Linked DNA regions of Homo sapiens: regions 1 and 2 are each linked to region 3. The links are chromatin contacts, found by Hi-C or POLR2A ChIA-PET in ENCODE. All regions are on one chromosome and are shown on one strand. Each heading gives the region's core, a stretch centred on a gene start or an enhancer-like site at or near the end of the contact. The rest is flanking DNA. Distances are from core to core; before and after follow the strand shown. Region 1 has its middle 180 kb from the start of CLIC5. Region 2 overlaps CLIC5 (chloride intracellular channel 5). Region 3 overlaps LOC101929770 (a long non-coding RNA gene).

Region 1 (4,376 bases), core at 635-3,134, 1.1 Mb before region 3:
GCTCATGCCTATAATCCCAGCACTTTGGGAGGCCGAGGTGGGCGGATCACCTGAGGTTGGGAATTCAAGACCAACCTGACCAACATGGAGAAACCCCGTCTCTACTAAAAATACAAAATTAGCTGGGTGTGGTGGCACATGCCTGCAATACCAGCTACTTAGGAGGCTGAGGCAGGAGAATCACTTGAACCCAGGAGACGGAGGTTGCGATGAGCCGAGATCATGCCATTGCACTCCAGCCTGGGCAACAAGAGTGAAACTCCATCTCAAAAGAGAGAGAAAAGAAAGAAAGAAATAGTAGCCCAGCCCTGTTGTGTGATTAGAAACCAAGTCTCCTGATCATTGGCTTCAAATTCCGCCTGCACAACCCAAAACCTTCTGCTTTTGGATGCAGACTGACTAGGGTTGGAATGCTCAAGTGACTGCTGTGAACCTTGAGCAGCTCACTGTTCATCTTTGAAAATAGGGAGAATACAACTACTACCCCTCCCTGGGTTACGCTAATCACATAGCACAGGGCCTGGTACAAAACAGGCCCTCAAAAATGTCAGTTTCAGCCAGGCGTAGTGGCTCATGCCTATAATTCCAGCATGTTGAGAAGCCAAGGTGGCTTGAGCCCAGGAATTCGAGACCAGCCTAGACAACCTGGAGAAATCCCATCTCTACTAAAAGTAGAAAAATTAGCTGGGCATAGTGGCACAGGCCTGTAGTCCCAGCTACTTGGGAGGCTGAAGTGGGTGGATGGTTTGAGTCTGGGTGATCAAGGCTGCAGTAATCAGAGATCTTGCTACTGCACTCCAGACTGGGAAACAGAGCGAGACCCTGTCTCAAAAAAACAAAACAAAAAACAAACAAACAAAAACTGTCAGTTTCCTCTCTTTATGTTTAGTTTTAAACCCATCCAAAATTTGGAACATTAATATCATTTGTTGATCAGGTTGTCTTTCTTCTCATTTCATGTGATGTATCACGAATTCCGACTAAATTTAAAGCAATTCATTCTCGGCCATATCAAAGGATTTGTCACAACTTAGCGAGGTAGAAAATGTCAAGTTTAAAACATGTGGCAGGAAGATGTGACTTCATGGACACACACAATCAATGGTCCAAGTAGGTGAGTGTTTGTGGTTGTGGGGTGAGGGGTACTGGGAAGGGTTTTACTTTCAGTTCCCTGAATACCTGTTTCCCACTCACCACACTGAGAGGTCACCCTTAGAGTCACTCCTTTGCACCTGGAAGAATTGTGGATCTCCCTGGTTCCCTGTGAAAAAGTCTAAGTGTCCCCAGGCATAGAAAAAGCAGCTGTACAGCTTAGAGAACAGTATACTGGGACTAGACCACTGGAGAACGGCCTGGGAACAGATAGGGGAGGAGAAAGAGGGAGGAAAACAGAGAAGCACTGAAGGAGAAGGCACCAGGGACAAGGGACAATTCCCCCAGATCCACGGCTTTCTTCTGCTTGTTATAACCCATGAGAAGCAGAACATCCTCCCAAAGACACTGCATCATTGGCACACAGTATATGCTAGGTTGGCACTCTACTAATGCTTCACGGCATTTGCACATTTAATTATCACAACAATCCCATCAGGTTGTCACTATTATTCTTCCCATTTTACAGCTTAAGAAACTGAGACACAGAGAGGCTAAGTGTCATATCCAAGTCACAGGGCTGTGTGATAGAGCCTGGAAATGAGCCCAAGAAGCTTGACTCCAATGTCAAACTCTGCACCACCACATTAGAAACACACTCCCCACGCAGAAACACACACACACACACACACACACACACACACACACACACTGTGGGAGGACTCTCAGGGAACTCCTGCTTTCACAGACTGCTAGGTGCCAAGTTCTGCTTTTTAGAGCCAGTGAGATAAGGAGAACTTGCTCTATTTCATGTAAGAAAGCTTATCTGTTACTAACATAGTAGATTTATCCTCTGTCAATCCAGAAGAAAGAACTAGACCTGAAGGGTGGAGCTTGTAGGAAGAAGACAGTAGTTCAACATAAGCAGTATAAAAAGAAGGGCTGCTGTGATAGGTAATGAGCTACCAGTCAGTGGACGTGTTTTTGGTTTGGCAGCTGCAGTCTAGGAATGAGCAGATGGTCTACATCCTGGGGACGAGATTGGAAGAGATGAGAACCAAAGCCCCTCCCAGCCCAGGCAGTCAATCTGAACACACTTCTCCAGACCTGCTGTTGCAAAGCAGTGTGCCGAATCAACAGGAGATGCATGTTAAATAAAACCCGACCCAGCCTCTCAAAAGTTTACAGTGAGATTCTCAGGTTTTCCAATATCATCTTCATAGAGTTCCTGGAGGAATTTAAGAAAGTACAGTGAAGATTCATTCCTTTCATCTCCTAAGGGTAAGTCCGTTCTGACCTGCCCAATAACCCTTTCTCTTCTCTGTCTGCTTCCGGAGAGCACTGTGAGAAGTCAGTCTTCTTTAAAAAAAAAAAAAAAAAAAAGTAAGAAAGAAAAAAAGAAAGACACATATATGATATGTTCTACATCTTTGCCTCTGAAGAGGAAATGCTCTGTGTTACTGTAAATAATAATTTGCAGGTCAGTGAAGGTTGTTAAATGCCCCTGATACCTTTTCTCACTTCCCTCCAGACTCTCGTAATTACTATTGCTCTGAACCCAGCGGGCAAGATGCACATTTCTCTGTCCAGGAAATGACAGCAGCAGTGTGGTACCCTCTTCTCACTTCGGGGAAAGACTGTGTATCTGCATATTGAGCCTGTCCAGAGTCCGTGTCAGAGCCGGGTATGTGCCTGCCTGGAAATAGCTGCATGGAAATGCAGGAAGTGGTTGCCCAAAAGACCTGAGGCTGCAGGTCATAGCCCCTGGGTTCTAAAGCTGGCTCTACCACAAGCTGCGTGACCTCAGACAAGTCACAAAATCTTCTGGGACTCTGTTTCTTCATCCGTAAAGCCAAGAACACAGCACTTACCATGACTCATAAATACTAATATATAATGAGAACTCATTCTTTTATTCAATATCTCATTCAAACACATATGAATCATCACTAAGGACCAGGCACTGTTTTAGTCCCCGGGGGTGCAGTAGTAAACAAAACAGCGAAAGTCTCCCTCTCCCTGGAGTTCCACTGGGAGAAGCAGATAAATAAATGAATAAACAAAACATATGGGATTTCTAAGGGCTTTGGCAAAAAGCAAAGCCTAGAAGGGTTAGGAGGAGTGCTGAGGAAAAAAAAGGGGTGTCTCTAAGAGGGTGCCATTGAGATATAGGCTCAAAGGAGGTAAGAAGGTGAGCTGAGAGATCACTGGGGAAAGAGTAATCCAGGTAGTGGAGTAGCCAGTGCAAAGGCCCTGAGGCCAGAGTGGCTGAAGCAGAGCAACTGGGAGGGATGCAGACTGGATTCAGAAGGACGTGGAATTGAATAGGGTAGGCCTTGCAAGGCTTTGGGCTTCTCTGAGACAGGAGCCACTGGAGAGTGTTGAGCAGAGGAGTGACATAACCTGCCTGGGGTTTTAAAAGAATCTCTCCAGCTTCTGTGTTTAAAAAAAGAGAATCAAATAACATATTTCCCAAAGTGTTTTGAAAAACACAAAAGTACAACATGAAAATGAAGCACAGTAAAAACTCAGTCCTCCAAGCTCCTCAGAAAAAAGTTGTTCTGGAGACCAGGTGTGGTAGATTAAATACAGCCACAAGTTCGTTGTCACTTTCCCCACTGAGAGCTCAAATTTATTTCCCCTCCCTTCACCTGGTTTGTCCTGCAGCTGCTTATCAAATATGGCCAGAGTATTGCTGTGCCAAATCCAGGCCCAGCCTTTTAGGGGACTGGCAATTTCCTCTCTTTTCCGCTTGGAATTCTCACTCTTGGGACTGCTCTTCTCAGAACCCAGCTGCTATCCATGGAGAGGCCATGTGCAGGTACTCTGGGTGCAGCCCCAGGAGGGCTCCCAGACAACAGTCACCATCAACCACCAGCCATGTGAGGAAACGCTTTCAAGATGTTCCAGTTCAATTAAGCCCCCAGATGACTTTAGCCTCATCCAACATTCTGTGGGGCAGAAGAATCTCCCAGCTGAGCCCATTTAACCCATAGCATCATGAGACAGTAAAATATTTGTTGTTATAAGCCACAATATTTTGGAGTGCTTTGTTATGCAGCAATAGTTAACCAAAACTTCAGGGTTTTCTAGAGTTCAGAGTCTACCCAGTAAGGTATCAAAACTTGAAAAGGAAAAATATTAACTATAATAAATGGAAAACATTCTAAAACGGAATATACAACTTCCTTCCTTCCTAAACAGAGTTTACCCACATTGATTAATCTTTCCTTGGTGATTCAAATGTATCCATGTGAACATCATCATATGCTTGTCTTGTTTTT
Region 2 (4,457 bases), core at 372-2,871, 1.2 Mb before region 3:
AACAGAAGTATAAAATTGCACATTTAATTTGCTACACACTTCAAACTTTAGGAGATGCAAGACTCATGTAGTAAAAGCTGTGCAACTCAAACATCCAATGGGTAGCTTCTCCCCACAAACTGTAATTTTTGCTGGGGCACATTAGGGTATCCAGGGAACTGCTCTGAGCAAGGGGGAGGGAGGTCCAGGTGTACTTGTAGCATATCTGGGGAATTCTGTGTAAGTATCAGTCACCCCCAACCTTTAAGGTTGCCCCATTTCACATCTGTTATGATGAAGGCTTTCGGCTGGGGGACTGTGGTTCTGGCTGTAGAGTCAGAATGAAAGGAACAGCTGAATATCCCTGTTCATGTCAGCATTTCAGGGCAGAGGATGAGTCAAGCACGATGTTTACTGAGCAGAGCCAGAGGCAAGAGCCACTTTTTTCTTGCAGCTCTAAGAATTTTTTGTTGCTTTTTTTGTATGCTTTGTTTCTCATACATCAGCATCATCATGCGTTGCACATACACATTGTACATAACAACTGCTTACAGCATGCCGGGCACTGTACTAAGCCCTCTGCAGGTGATGACTCAATTATTGCTCCCAGCAACCCTCTAAGGTATGCCATGTTATGATCTCCACTTTGCAGAGAAGGAAACAAGCACCGGTTAAGCAACCTGCCCAAGCTAGTATGTGTCAGGGTCAGGACCCCAGCCCAGGCAGCTGGTCCCATGATCTGTGCTCTTGACTTGCGTATATTAACATTTAATATAATCCACTATTTAATATGTATGTAGTGCTGAATTAAACAAGAGTGTGTCATTTAGGAAATGGTGATCAAATCAGTTCACGATCCGATGAATACTCAATGAATGACTACCATGTGTATTTCCTTAAATATACTCAACACTTCCCACCTTCCCCATCAGGGTCCTCACCCAGCAATCCATGTGGGGAAAGGGGCACAAAGTTGGCCCACAGTGGGCACCGAATAGATGCCTGTTTAACAAATAAAAGAATGGGCAACTGGAAGAGAATTTGTAGGATATTCACAGAATCACCAAATCCAGTAATTATTTCAGTCTAGCATTGCAGTGGCACAGAGGCAGTTTTTAAGTTTGTGAATGGCTCTTATGTAAAAGATGTGGCTATTTGAGGATGAAACAAGACAAAATGTGGTGAATGTACTTCAGCCTAAGTGTTTTGGGGGAGGGAGAATTGAGAAAAATCTCTAGGTCTAAACGCTGGAACGGATGACTGATAAAGTTAGAATCTCTCTTAACCAGCTCATTCTAAGTGTGTGAGCATCCGCATTAAACCTAATCTATGGCCTGATACTTAAAAATAACCTGTTATAAAGTAACCATAAAAAAACTCACAGATTTCAGCCTGATTCATTTGGCCACATAAACTACAATCAGCATTAATAGCTTCCGTCAGCATTTATGCCGTACTTTCTATTAGCACGATGGGTTCTACAATCATTTATGAGTTTCTGGAAAGTCTAATAGAAAACACACGTACATGTTCTCTGTGGAAAATACACAATAGGTTTTTGGGGAGTTTTTTGTTTGTTTGTTTGTTTGCTCAGGGATAAGCCAGAAGGTGTCGCCACTGCCCCATGGCTAAAGTCTGGGCCGGGTTCCCTAACCAGAACTTCTCCCCTGATCACTCCTGAGCTCGCTAGCTCTGCAGCTTCCTCCCACATTCAGTCAGTCTCTCTCTCTCTCTCTCTCTCTATCTCTCTCTCTTTCTCTCTCTCTCTCTTCCTCCCTTCTCCTGTTGATAAATAAACATTCAGGCAGCTTACATGCTACAGATGAGTACACAAAAGGAAACTTAATTCGAAGACCTAAGTGATAATCTTTCTCTTCAAATCTACTGTGGCTTTTAAGAGGTTTAGAAAATTATTTGGATCTGGAGTCCCTACCTCCCTTCATACTTTAAGAAAATATTATACTAAAGGCATGCTAAAGTTGTCCTAAATGTTTACCATGCTGGTGTTTTAAACATAGCCAAATACTGGCCAAAGTCTCTTGCCTTTAAAAAAAATATGCATTTTGTTGTTGTACTAATACTTCTGAACATACGCCAAATATAAGGGTGATTTGTGGAGCTGTATTAAATAAAAAGATGCTTCTTTATAAGAATCCCCTATAGAGCTTGGGGAAGCAGCTATGTGGAGAATCTGTGTCTTCCTTAAGAAAGTTTCTGAATTCCTTGGAAATACATCAGAAAACACCCCATTCTCCCCACCACAGAGGAGGGTGGGCAACCAACAGTGTCCTATATCCCAACCCACCATAATTGTAAGACTTAAACGCTATCTTTCAAATAAAGAATCATTTACTGGCTTCTTACTGGAAAGAACTATAGGAGCTTGTCATTTAATTCATCCTCCCCTCTGAGGCTGAAATTCTTTCTAGAACAAACAAATAATACCCATGGCACCACGTGCTGCACACTCTCTGTAGCCCAGCTGACGCCACACGAGGGAACAGTGGGGAATCTGTTGAAGTTGCCATTGCATTTTGCTTTCTCATAAACCGCTGTTTGTCTTTCTGCCTTTCCTGTTTTTAGCAGTGCCTAGAAACGGAGGCCTGGGAATTGCCTCCCCCATGTGAGCCCCTGGGTTGTTCACACCCAGGGCCAATTTGACAACATCCTCCTCTCTGGCTATGAGGCCAAGTCCAGTGTTCTTGGTTCAGTGCCAAAGGTGGACATGAACTCTCTAAACTGTCAAACTAAGAAAATGTGACACACCCATGTGGCCTGGAGAGAGCAAAGCCAAACCCAAAGAGATGCTTCCAGGCAACTTTAGATCCCTAACATGTTAGGAAAGTCAAGAGCAAGCTTCATCCTGCAAGCTCTCCAGGATTCTCCTTGGACCTGGAACATGCTAGGATGTTCAGATAAACTTCACTTCAGACACTGAATTTCTGCCTTGAGCTATCTCTTCTCTCATCTTTCTCTCGGTGTCTTCTTCCCCTTCATCCTCTCATAAACCCAAGTTCTATAGCTGTAATAATAATAATAGCAGTTAACTTTAATCAAGTCTCACTCTGCACCAGACACTAGATGATGTGAACCTGTGAACAAGCATAACTGAGGATTCAAACCCAAATCTCTTATGGCAGAGTGAATGTGCTGCTCTGCTACTGTGTTTGTTATCAGAAGCCATGGCTCCCCGACATACTCGACCCAGATTCTCTGTTTCTTCCTTGATGAAACCAGTGACATGCAAACATAGCCAGAGGGCCCAGGCACAGCAGAGAGCGTCCCATCAGACCTGATAGAAAGTCCCCTTCCCATCTTCTAAAACCTTGCTGCCATTTCTGACTTCATGTGGTCTAAGAATCTGGTGTAGACATTATTTAAAAGACAAAGGGACCTGAAAATCAGCCCCCCCTTACCTGCCATGAGTCCTAGAAAGGTCACTGCGGATGAGAAAACCCCAGTTTCCACCTGCTTTATAATTTTGCCTTTGTGTGGTCATTCATACTCATATAACCTAACTGTAACTGGGCTACTGTTCTCTTTCTTTAAGGACTTTGGCAACTGAGAAAAAAGCTACATGACTCATTTCTAAAACCTGAAAGATGAATGCAGATCTTTATGTAAAGTTTTCTGGTGGGGGAGGGGATTGGTTACACTGCCCATCACAGAGCTGAACATCCTCAAAATCCCCTTAGAATATCTTTGCCTCTCCTCAAAATTGAGCTCGTTATAGCAGCATCTACATTTCTGCCTGCTTGGCCTGCACCTGCCCTTTTCCTCACCCTCCCAATCCTCCTGGGCCCTGCTGGGGCTCCTACATCCCGCTTGCTCCTGGATCTTTGGCCTAGTCCATCTGATCTCTCTCAGTGTCTCTTCCTCTTGTCCTAGCTGCCTGTGGAAAGAAAGGCTTCTTCTTCCAACAGATGAGTAAGTGGTGATATTCTTCTTATTATTATTTTTTGTTTCCATCACGTTACCATTCACGTTTTAAACTATCAAATGTCAACAAGTGTGGCCATCTTTGTATTTTCTCTTCAAAAATATGTGATGGCCAGAGACATCTCCGTCTGCCATGGTCTTTCTCAAACCACCACTGTACTTTTTTTGCACCCTTTGGTTATATCAACATGATCTCAAATGAGAAGATGAAAAGTAAAAACTTCATTCAGTGCTCCAGGTATTTCTCAATATCTAGATATTTCTTTCCTCCTAGGAAAAATCCAAATGGATTTCTCACTTTTTGACCAGATGTTTCATTGTCACACAGCCCGTGTGACAGCACTGGCCCCTAGTACAGGCAGAGTTGAAAAGTGATGTGATGGGTCATGGTTGCCCCTCTACTCAGAGAAAACTCCTTCTTGACCTCATCACGGTCGCTGAAAGTACTAAGAATTATATCTGAAATCAAGCACTGGTAGCAGAACACAAATATGTTACCAAATTAGTTGGAAGGTAAGGCATGGGGGAGTCATGAGGGG
Region 3 (4,243 bases), core at 914-3,413:
ATGATGATCCTGGGTCGCAGAGTCCTGAGACACCACAGTCACACCGTGAAAGTCAAGGCTGAGACCTGAGACTACACAGGCTTCCCCACTCGGGCTCCTGCAGATAGCAGGCTGGGAGCTGCACTCCTTTGCAGATACCATTACTGGAGATAGGACTGCAACATGAAATGATGAAAATGTAAAACATCAGGGAACATGCTGTAAATCACTTATTTGCAACCTGCTGCCTCCCAGACATGCCCGATCGGAGTGAGATGCTGCAGCAGCTCGGGATTTCCACATGGCCTAGACCAGGTTTTCCTTCAGGTGCCAAGACCCTGACCTAAGAACTGAAACCATGTGGGGAAAACACCTTGGGGGCCTGACTCATCCTGTCCTCCAGCCGAAAGCATCGTCCCTGAGTCTTCTCCTGGCATCGAGCCCACCAGCCCCAGGCCTTGGGAAAACCCCTTTGCCCCTCCATGCCTGTGTTTTCCCAATTTGAGAAATGATGATGCCTTGGCTTGAACAGCCTCCCAGGCTCCCCAGCAGATTCCAGATGTATCTTTGATTCGTGGAATTTACCCATAGTCTTGGCTCTCCTCATCTGGTCTCAGTGAAAAAAAATCAAGAAACAAAGAAAAGAAGTGGCCAGTTCCACAAGGCCCTATGAACAGGCTTCTCAGGGCCAGTGTCAGCAGCAAGGCTCCTGAGGCCAGGGGTCCTGCCATCCACCTGCACTGGCCCAGATGGGAAAAGGGGCTGCTCAGGAATGTGTAGGGTTTCAAGCACAACTGGCATTCCTTCAAGTGTGCAGTATGAGGTATGGCCCCTTAGAAGCAAAACCCACACTGAAAATCAAACTAAGAGAGAAAGTGAAATGATGGGCTGTCTGCCTGCTTTCCCAAGCACTCCCCTCAGGACACCTTTAAATGCTTTAAGTGGAACTGTGTCTCTGCACACTTTTGCAGTTTCATGTATACTGTCTGAAGCAGAGGTTAATGTATATAGCCTTGTTGCAACTGGGTGGACTTTCTCAGTTCCCTGGTTGCTTGGCCACCAAAGCAAGCCCCGAGCAGGAGGGTGGAGGGCAGTAAGAGAAAGAGCATGGGATTTGGGGTCTCAGAGGATCTGCAAACCACAGCTGAGCTGTGGCTAACACCAGCGCCAGTGATGGAGGAGCTATAAATCTTGTGTGCCCTCCAGCGAGCCCTTCTCACCTCTGGGCCTCAGTTTCCTCCTTTCAACAGTGAGAACATCAGACCAGATGACCCTCCGGGTTGCTCCAATGTTCTAGGCAGTGGACCTTCATGGAGCAACTGAATATTCATGAAGTTGTGAGCAGGCCAGTCCTAGCCAGAGCCAAGCAGATGCACTAGCAAGACCCCCTCCCACCCATTAAAGAGTAATGATGGTGTGTCACAGTCCATCGGCTGAGTAGGCCACTCAATTCTCCATCTCATCTACCTTCTTTGATCTGAAGGTCACACAAATGGTTCCCCTTTAAGTGCATGGAGAATACTGTCCTGCCATAGGAACAGCATTTAACAAAGCTGGGGGCCCGAGGTGCCCAAAACCATCATCATAATAAAGTAAAAGATCAATGTATCCAACAATGCCACCCCTGTTTGCCAAATTTATCAGCCACAACAGCTTTGCTGTGAGGTGAAATGTTGGGGGCTGGGTTGGGGAAATCAGTCGCCTTTCCTTACTATGCAGCAGTTTAGCCATAATTCTTCTTCAGATTTACTTCCTGTAGCAGTCTTGTCTCCTCAGATTCTCATTTCTTAGAATCCTTTCATGATTATCCCATAGTGCCTAGAACAGGGCTGGGCACACAGTGGGTACTTAATAAGTATATATGGATCTGTTTTCAGGCGTGTCCAGGAAAAGAAGACTAGTATTTCAGTTACCTGTGGCTGCAGAACAAACTACCAATTTAGTGGCTTATAACAACGATTTATGATTTCTCATGAATCTGTGTTGACTGGATTCAGCTGGGTGGTTTGGCAGGGCTCATTTAGCAGCTGCTTTCATCTGGAAGCTTGTTTGAAGCTGGAATGTCCAAGATGGCCTCTTATCCTCCAGAGCTTCTCTCCCATGTCCCTGCATTATCCACTGGCCTAGTCTGGACTTCCTTTTAGCAGCAGGGTGGCTGGGTTCCAAGAGGAACTGTTCTAAGAAGACAAGCCTAGTGCGCAAGCACTCATAAAGCCACGGCTTGGATCATGCTTGTTAATATCCTTTTGGCCAAAGAAAGCCACATGGCAAACTCCAGAGTCAATGCAGGAGCGACCACACAAAAGTGTGACTTCTAAGAGACATAGTTCATTGAATGCCACAAAGCAATGACCTACCACAGCTGGTGAATCCCCTCTGCCCCCTTCGATGGGGATAGAGCCATGATACCCTGAGCCATCCTCTACCCTCCCAGAAAAGTAGAAGACAGGACAGGTTTCTCAGTGGAAAACCATCCTCCAGAGCATGTGAGGAAGTCAAGTCACCCACTGCCAAGTTAGGGAGGGAAGGTTCCTTGAGTCCCATCATGGTCATGCTCAAAATCTAGCAAAAGCTGGACTGTCTTTTCAGATCCTGGGGGACAAGTGGAACCTGTCACTTGCATTCATTCACTGAATATAGTACCTGAGCACTACCATCATGGAGCACTTGGGATCAAGGTGTATCAAGGGAACCTCTGCTACCAATAGCAGGAGAGGAACACATGCATTTCCACGCATGTCCTTGTTGGCCATGGGGATTGTCTTTTTCCACTGGGGAGTAATAATGTGGTGCAGTGGTTAATTGCATGGACCCTGTTGGCAGATGGCTTGGCTTCAGATTCTAGCTCTGCCACATACCAACTCTGCTGACCTGGGCAACCTGCCCAGCCCTCCTGAGCTATGGTTCCCGTGTCTAAATTCTCGTGAGGGTTAAATCACTTAATCCATGAAAAGCACTCAGAACAGAGGTTGGCATAAAATAAGCACCAGGCAAGCATTTGCTAATATTATTCATGAGTAACCCTTACATAAAGAATTCTTTTTTCAAATTACAAACCTAATATATACTCGATGTAAAAACAAACCAACCTTGCAATATCTGAAAAAAGAAAAAAGGGAAAACCCACTCACACAATTCCTCAACCCGAAAAGAATCCTCTTCACCTCCTGGCATGCACACTTAGTGTTTTCCTATGAAATATGTACACATAGCCATTCTTTTCATTACAAAAAATTGTCATACTGTTTGTAGCCTGCCAGTTAAAATGTAATAATATGTCAAAAATGTTGGCCATAAATATTAATCTACAATTTGATTTTACTATCAGCATGTATTTAATGATGTAATCTATCCTTTCCTGTGGGATATTTATATGATCTGTGATTTTTCACAAATAGAAGTAATGCTGTGATACATATCCTCATACGCATCCCTCATTATGTCTTCAGAATAAGTTCCTAGAAGAGGAAAATGCTGGGTTTGAATGGAATGCCTACCTGCAGGGTTGATTCAGATGCTGCTGTCCTGGCCTGGAGAGAATGAGTGTGCCTGGAAGGCATAGTAGGAGAGGAACATGTACCTGTCCTCCATGTCCTTGTCGGCCATGGGGATTGTTTTTTCTCACTAGGGAGTTATAGTATCAGCCTCTAGGCCAGGAACATTCTGCTGTGGTGTGGCTTCTCCTCTGCCGCAAGTAAGGCCAGAGCCGCCTTTAGAGCCTGTGGAGGCCAAAGCAACTCCATCTTGGAAGCTACCCACCATGTTGACTTCTGATTATCCGCAGTTCTGGGACGGCCTCTAAGATTTCCAGCATATCCATTGTTCCTTGTGTAAGAGCAAGTACTTACTATAAATCCTGCCCTTAGGTCAACCTTGATGTTATCATACTTCAACTGTCCTACACTTCCCTTCTGAACCACCCCTCCCCTGTGGTATATAAGCCCTGGGTCTGGAGGGTAATGGCACGTGGATCCACCATCTCCTCTCACTGCCACCTGAGACATAAACATGGTTTGTTTTCTTAAGTCTCTATTAAATGTTTCTAAGAAACTGGATTTGTCAGCCTCTTTCTTCAGCCTCTCAGCTTCTTCAGACTTTGGGGGTGGGATTGCATAGACCTGCCCATTGTAAACAGAGCCCCAGTTGCCTTCTGCCTGCCTGTAACCACTAACTGCCCCAGGTTTCCACCTAGTCCTCCTGCACCACTCTCTACACACAGAGTTTCAGTGTCCCAAAGAGAGACTTTGGCAGTAAACAGACATGC

What was found. Hi-C counts contacts between places; a loop is a spot of excess contacts on that map. ChIA-PET counts read pairs that join two places held with the same protein, here RNA polymerase II (POLR2A). Pooled maps may share reads with other maps.
Region 1: a map with no recorded cell type shows a loop between it and region 3 (12-fold over the local background). The contact joins two enhancer-like sites. A Hi-C loop is called at or near these places in 2 of 37 single-sample maps with no recorded cell type and 2 of 50 pooled maps. POLR2A ChIA-PET finds 5 or more read pairs at or near these places in 1 of 52 experiments (activated T-cell).
Region 2: a loop to region 3 is called in a map of PC-3, with 6 times the contacts of the local background. The contact joins two enhancer-like sites. A Hi-C loop is called at or near these places in 1 of 168 maps with a recorded cell type or tissue (PC-3), 2 of 37 single-sample maps with no recorded cell type and 3 of 50 pooled maps. POLR2A ChIA-PET finds 5 or more read pairs at or near these places in 1 of 52 experiments (BJ).

What each region holds. Positions count from the first base shown.
Region 1 is chr6:45,829,044-45,833,419 of GRCh38, reverse strand. No RefSeq gene overlaps it. Among named protein-coding and RNA genes, the nearest start is that of CLIC5, 180 kb to the left of the region's middle. Within about 2 kb of position 1,884, at least 2 of the 41 ENCODE cell types and tissues checked have a DNase peak (open chromatin) inside an H3K27ac peak, as active enhancers do.
Region 2 is chr6:45,920,100-45,924,556 of GRCh38, reverse strand. All of the region lies in intron 4 of CLIC5 (chloride intracellular channel 5), which reads left to right. Among named protein-coding and RNA genes, the nearest start is that of CLIC5, 94 kb to the left of the region's middle. RefSeq lists an enhancer at 102-251. Within about 2 kb of position 1,621, at least 2 of the 41 ENCODE cell types and tissues checked have a DNase peak (open chromatin) inside an H3K27ac peak, as active enhancers do.
Region 3 is chr6:44,731,936-44,736,178 of GRCh38, reverse strand. All of the region lies in intron 1 of LOC101929770 (a long non-coding RNA gene), which reads right to left. Among named protein-coding and RNA genes, the nearest start is that of MIR4642, 300 kb to the right of the region's middle. RefSeq lists enhancers at 182-231, 472-561. Within about 2 kb of position 2,163, at least 3 of the 41 ENCODE cell types and tissues checked have a DNase peak (open chromatin) inside an H3K27ac peak, as active enhancers do.